Regions from separate parts of the Homo sapiens genome. Here region 2 is linked to region 1. The links are chromatin contacts, found by Hi-C or POLR2A ChIA-PET in ENCODE. All regions are on one chromosome and are shown on one strand. The core of a region is the stretch at or near the end of the contact, and the rest is flanking DNA. Distances in the headings are between cores, read along the strand shown. Region 1 holds the start of KMT5B (lysine methyltransferase 5B). Region 2 holds the start of MRPL21 (mitochondrial ribosomal protein L21).

Region 1 (3,059 bases), core at 478-2,977:
GGTCTATGAGCACCTACTCTGTACCTGCCCGTGGGCGGACGAGATAACAAGAGACTCAAAAACTCACGAGTAACCACCCCAACGGCTGTGTGTGTGAAGGTTTCACCAGGAAGCAACATTCTCACGGGGCCTTTCTGAAGGACAAGAGTGTACGGGGTGGAGAAAAGGGGTGGAGGAATGCCGGGCAGGGCACGGCCGACAGGGACCAGGTATGGGAAGCTATTGGAGCCAGAGCTTGGGAGAGGGACCAGAATGTCGAATGTTTAGAGATTACAAAGTGAAAAATGGGCTGGAGTTCCCACACAAGCCGGGATTAGAGCGTTTGTGGACTCTAACCTGGGAATATAAGGCGCTCCAAGAGGGACAGGGCCACACCTCTGGTTCAAATTGCTAAACCTTCAGATACACAATAAATCTGTATTTACAGCAAGCGGCAATTTATGTATTTCAACATGCACACATTATCTGTAATTATTTCAGGTAAAAATGGTTTCCTCCTCTTTTGAAAATACTTCTTTTTACTACTAATTATCAATATTATAGGCGTGTTCTCAATATTAAAGACTAAAGGAAAAAAGTTATAGCTGGCAACTGCTTCCTCTAAAGATCCTACACAGCAAAGTTCAGACCTGTATGGCCATCCTCAACTACACTTTATATCAAACTGGTTTAAATCGAAAAAGGTCCACATCACAAAGAACCACAATCAATCAAATTAATTCACCTGCCCTCTATTCTAAGGAAAACTCCCCCCACTCCAGGTAAATTTCATTTGGCAAATTCTTAAAAATTAACTTCAAAGAACACATGTTCACCTCCCCAGTATTCCGAAAGTTCCACCACTTAATAAATCGTTAAGTTACTGTTCCAGACCCGGGTCCAATAAACCCAAATAGACTGAATTTCTCAGCACCCAACTTGTTTCTATCTTAATCCAGCAAGTTGCATCGAGTTGTCATTGTTCCTCCTTCCAAGGCGGAGGTGACAACGGTGCACATCATCCGCGAATACGTGGAAGGACAGACACACACCAGGGGACGCAGGGAGAGCGGATAAAGCACAAAGGGGACGCAGCGGCCGCGGGGTCGCCGGGCCACGGCCAGGGGCGCCGTCGGGGAGGAGGGTGGGCTGCAGGACGAGCTCGGGAGGGCTCCGAAATGCGCTCGGGCCAAAACAAAAACAAAAAGTTCAGCGCGGCAGTGGGAGCAGATTGGGCGAGACGGTTCACGGCTGCCCATTGGAGAAAAGGGAAAACAGAGTCCCCCAATCGCGAGCGGCGGGGCTGCTCCCCTCGTGCGGCCGCGGGCCCGGCCCCGACGCTGCCCGGCGGCCGCTACCGCTCCCTTCCGGCCGCGGCCACCACTGCAGGCCCCGCGCCGGCCCCGCACCGGCCCGGCCGCAGCCCCGCCCCCCGCGCCCGGCCGCTTGCGCCCGGCCCCGGCCCCACCCGCCCTGGCCCCGGAGCCCTGCGACCGGCCTGGGCCCGCGGTCCCCCACGTCCCTGCCCGCCCCGTCACCGAGGCCGCCCCCCGCACACCCTCGCCGGCGCCCGCCCCTCCCCCGACTCACCGCCTGCGCCGCCCCGCTCCTCCTCGGGGCGCGTCCCAGGCCCCGCTGCCCGGCCGCTGCGATGCGGGGCCGCGCCGCCGGGCCCCGCGTCCCAGTCCCCCCCAGAAAATTAATCACCAAAAATAATTCCAGAGAAAAATGGAGAGTAAAATCCAAGATGGCGGCGCGGGCCGCAGCACCGCTCGCTCCCTCCGCTGACGGGAAAAATGAGTCCCCGCAGCGTCCGAGCCCCCCGCCCCCAACCGGCCGCCGCCGCCGCCGTCGCGCCCCCCGCGCCCCCGGCCTCGGCTCGCTGCGCCCCCGGCGCCCGCCCCCGCGCCCCGCCACCCGGGGCCTCACCTCGCCTCGCGCACGGCCGCCCGTACGAAAACCGTCCGCCGGCTTCAGGACTCCGCGTCCCAGGTCCGTGCGCCGCGCGGTGCCGCCTCCGGTTCCCGGGCGTCCTCACCTCATCGCCCCGCTGCCCTGCCGCCCGCACCGCCGCCGCGTCGCCGCCCCCGGTGAGCCGCCTGGACCCCGCCCGGGCACGGTGGAAGGATACGAAAAGAAGGCCGCGGCCTCGACGGCGGAGGGACACCGTGCGGCGCAGCTGCCACAGTGTGCGCGCGCCTCCCGCCAGGCCCAGCCGCCGCGGCGCTTCCACGGGGCTCTGTGCGGGACGCGGGCACGCGCGGGGAGCGAGTTCTGTGCCGGGCGCTCCCGACGGCGGAGGGACAAAGGGCGATTCAGAGCGAGCCGTCGCCTCCCCTCGTGGCGGAGGGATTCGCGGCCGGCCGGTAGGCGGCTGGGATCCCTCCGCCCTCGCTGCCCTTTAAATCGCGGCTGAGGCGGCGTCGCCCGCGCCCCGCGGGCGCCACGTTAGGGTCCCCTGCGGCCCTTACGCGACCGCATTCCGGTCCCGGTCCCCGCGGGACCGCGGCAGCTGTCCCGGGCCCTGGGTCTTTGCACACCTGCCCCTACCAGGGACGGCTCTAGAGCCAGCCTCTCGGACTGCAGCCCTGGGGAAGGGGACCCCCCCCCCTCCCGCCGCGCGTCCCAGTTGCTCCGAGGGAGGTGGCCCCGGGCAGACGAGCGTTTTTGTTGTGGGAATGGGGGTCACTGGCAGCAGATGCACCCTAAGACCGTGTGGGCAGGCTGAGCGTTCCTGCGCGGAGCATGCGAGGGAGGAGGAGAGCGGGCGCGCCTTGGCCTGGCCCCCCGCGGGCCCCGCCGCCCCCAGCACCCACTATGTGCCCCGCGCCGTGCTCCGCTCCACTCCGGGTGTGCCCTGCGCGCTGGCCGTGCGATCCCTCCTCGGGGATCCCGGGCTGGCGGGGAGATCCTGAGGGACCGGGCCGCCTGCGAGCCGGGGAGCTGCGAAGCTTGCCTGGGCATCGATCTTGTAGTCCAGACAACAGAACGATGAGCGCGCTCCCGGCCCCTGCGGGGCTGCCCAGGGTCTCCGCGCATCCTCCCTCTCACGCGTCAGGACGACCCCCGGAGGTGGGGGC
Region 2 (3,277 bases), core at 536-3,035, 690 kb after region 1:
CCAGGGAACAAACAGTCTCCTTCCTCTCCCACAGGATTTCCTTTAGGTAGTCCTAGAGACTGTGACTGTGTACTTCCATCACGTCTCCTTTGCTCACTCTTCAAGGCCCCAGCTGCTCACTGTTTTGGTCACCTTGTCTCTACTCGCTTCACTGTGTGTCTTTCTCTCCTAATGCGTGAGTCTGTACTTGAACATAGCATTGGAGGGGTGGTTTCATGTAGGTAGGTAGAATGGAGTAAGTCCCACTGCTTTTGTAAAAACTTTCCTGCCTACTTAAACCTAAGTTTTATTATGGAAAATGTCAAGCATACAAAAGTAAAGAGAACAGAATAGTGAACTCTCTCAATTATCCCTTTCCAGGTTCAACAGTTACCAACTCATGGCCAATTTTGGCATCTACATTGCCTCTGGCCCAACTCTGTGATTATTATTAATTTCTTAATAGACTTTATTTTTTAGCACAGTTTTAGTTTCACACCAAAATTGAGTGGAAGGTACAGAGAGTTCCCATATGTCCCCTGTCCATGTGCCCACAGCTTCCTATCAACATCCCTCACCAGAGTGGTACAATCTTTACAATTGATGAACCTACATTGACACATCATTGTTATCCAAAGTCCATAGTCTACATTAGGGGTTCACCCTTGGTAGTGTACATTCTATGGATTTGGACAAACTTATAATGACATGTATCTACCATTATATCATACAGAATAGTTTCACTGCCCTAAAAATCCTCTGAGCTCCACCTATTTATCCTTTTCTCCCCCAATCCTCTTACCCCCCATGTAACTTTTTACTGTCTCCTTAGATTTGCCTTTTCCAGAATGTCATAGTGGGAAACATACAAGATGTCCCCTTTTCAGGTTGGCTTCTTTTACTTAGTAACATGTATGTAAGTTTCCTCCATGTCTCTTCATGACTCATTTCTTTTTATTGCTGCATAATATTCTACTGTATGGATGTCCTACAGTTTATGTAACCATTCATCTCCTGAAGGACATCTGGGTTGCTTCCAAGTTTTGGGAATTATGGTACTATTCTTTTAATATCGTCCAATATAGAGTTAGATCCAGTTTTCCATTTTTGGGGGTCATGGTGAGACATGAAACCCAGGTTTAAAACATACATAAACACTCATGCACACAAATACACACTCCAACCATTTTCAAGCAGAGATTTATAGAGTTTTTAACGGACATAACCTTTTTGGAGCCTCGTATCAGCCCAGCGCCTTAAATACGGCTGTTTCTTTTGCAGAATGAGTTCAGATTAGGCGAGGATATCCATCACCATTTTTCAGACCAGCTCGCAGCCTGGGGGCAGTGGTTCAAGCACAGGCTTTGGAGCCGAAATGACTGCGCCTGAAGTACTCTTCTTCCACTTCCCCGCTGTGTGACCCTGGGCACGTTACCTAGCTCCTCTGAGCCTCACTCTTCTCCCCCATAACATAGGGCCTATACCAAAGTTCAAGGGCTATTGTCAGTATTCAGGCTACTAACTGAAGGAATCAAAATCTGAACCTGGGTTCCCCCGACTCCAAAACCCGTGCTATATTCACCACAAATGCGATCAACACACAAGGCACCAGGTCGGACCCAGGCACATACGTGGCGAGACCGCAGGGAGCAGCGCTCGCTCTGCGTCCTCCCTTCCTCCCATATCCCAGGTCTCACCTGCTCCGGGCCCCGAAGGTCTCAGGATGCTGTGGCTGCACGCGGACGCCAGCCGCCCTAAGGTGACCGTCAGGGAAGATGCTGCCATGGCCGCAGCCTCGGCCGGAAACGGAAACGACGCGAACCGCGTGCGTAACGCACGGGCCCGGCGGGGAACACCGGTCCGCTGTAACACCGGCCCGGCGCAGAAGCGGGACGTCGGCTTCTAGGGGCCCAGGCCGGCGGCGGCGATGGCCTCGGCAGCTGTGGAGAGCTTCGTGACCAAGCAACTGGACCTGCTGGAGCTTGAGAGAGACGCGGAGGTGGAGGAGCGCAGGTACGGGAGGCCGCCGGCGCCGCTCCCTCGCGGTCGGTCCCGCCGTGTCCCGGGCAGAGTCTCCGAGGGGCTCGGCCTCATAGTCTGGGGCGGGAATTTCGTCTCCGACCCTTCGAGTCAGGGGCAGGGATCGTCCGTCCCCTGCTTGGCCACCTCCCGAGTTGTCAGTCTCATCACTTCCTGGGCAGCGCGTTCCGTTTGGGGACCCTTAAGAAGCACTTTGATTTCCCGACCCGAGACCCCCCACTAAGCTTACACTCCTGGGCCCTGGCCCCGACCCCAGTTCCACCCGCAGCGAGTTAGCAGCCCTTTCCCTTATTCATTCAGTAAACATGGTTTGCGCCCATTCTCAGTCAGGCCCCGGCAGCATGAGTCAGGTGCACTGGCTGCCCCCGATCCGGCCAGCGGCGGGCTGGGCATAAGCAGAGAGTCCCTTCCCCTCCAGTGCGTCCAGGGCCGGCTGCGTGCGTGTCGCGGGGAAAGAGCCTGGAGGAGGAAGGCCCTTCCCTGGGGAGGGTCATGGTGGCTTCAAGGAGGGAGTGGTGCCTGAAGGAAAATTGGAGTTAAGCTGGTGGGTGCGGAGTAGGGTGGGGAGCCGTCCTGAGAGGTGTGGGGAGCCATGTGAGAGCCGGGCTTGTTTCCGAATGGGACTATTTACTTGTCCAAAACAATCAGAGCTAACACTTACGTACTTTCCATGCGTTAATTCTTTTACACCTCATCCCATGCCAACCCTACAGTGTAAGTTTCTTTTTTTTCTTTTTCTTTTTTTTTTTTTTAGACAGAGTCTCTCTCTGTCGCCCAGGCTGGAGTGCAGTGGCACGATCTCGGCTTACTGCAGCTTCCATCTCCCGGGTTCAAGCGATTCTCCTGCCTCAGCCTCCTGAGTGGCTGGGACTACAGGCGCGCCACCACGTCCTGCTAATTTTTTGTATTTTTAGTAGAGACAGGGTTTCACCATGTTGGCCAGGATGGTCTCGATCTCCTGACCTCGTGGTCTGCCCGCCTTGGCCTCCCAAAGTGTTGGGATTACAGGCGTGAGCCACCGTGCCCGGCCGCAGTGTAGGTTTCTGTTACTGTCATTTTCCGTCTAAGGAGATGGAGACAGAGAGGGGTTAAGTAACTTGCCCCGGGGTGACACAGTGTAGCCCGATTTGCTGTCAGGCAGTCTGCTTCCAGAGTTTGCAGTCAGCCATATGTGGGTAGGATTTGTCTGAGATGCTTTTGATCATGGCAATGGAGAGCTTTTGCAGTTATGTTGAGTTTCTTAGAATCCCAGCTGTTT

The links. Hi-C counts contacts between places; a loop is a spot of excess contacts on that map. ChIA-PET counts read pairs that join two places held with the same protein, here RNA polymerase II (POLR2A). Pooled maps may share reads with other maps.
Region 2: a map of gastrocnemius medialis shows a loop between it and region 1 (4-fold over the local background). The contact joins the promoter of MRPL21 here to the promoter of KMT5B in region 1. A Hi-C loop is called at or near these places in 1 of 168 maps with a recorded cell type or tissue (gastrocnemius medialis) and 6 of 50 pooled maps. POLR2A ChIA-PET finds 5 or more read pairs at or near these places in 1 of 52 experiments (K562).

What each region holds. Positions count from the first base shown.
Region 1 is chr11:68,211,569-68,214,627 of GRCh38, forward strand. It overlaps KMT5B (lysine methyltransferase 5B), which reads right to left and starts at 1,728. Exons shown (of 11, transcript NM_017635.5): 1 at 1,570-1,728. RefSeq lists silencers at 965-1,434, 2,020-2,459, 2,570-2,709 and an enhancer at 2,406-3,059.
Region 2 is chr11:68,902,047-68,905,323 of GRCh38, forward strand. MRPL21 (mitochondrial ribosomal protein L21) reads right to left here and starts at 1,786. Exons shown (of 7, transcript NM_181514.2): 1 at 1,677-1,786. The coding sequence starts at 1,764. It overlaps IGHMBP2 (immunoglobulin mu DNA binding protein 2), which reads left to right and starts at 1,845. Exons shown (of 15, transcript NM_002180.3): 1 at 1,845-1,992. The coding sequence starts at 1,907. RefSeq lists enhancers at 1,659-2,386, 1,818-1,937, 2,268-2,327.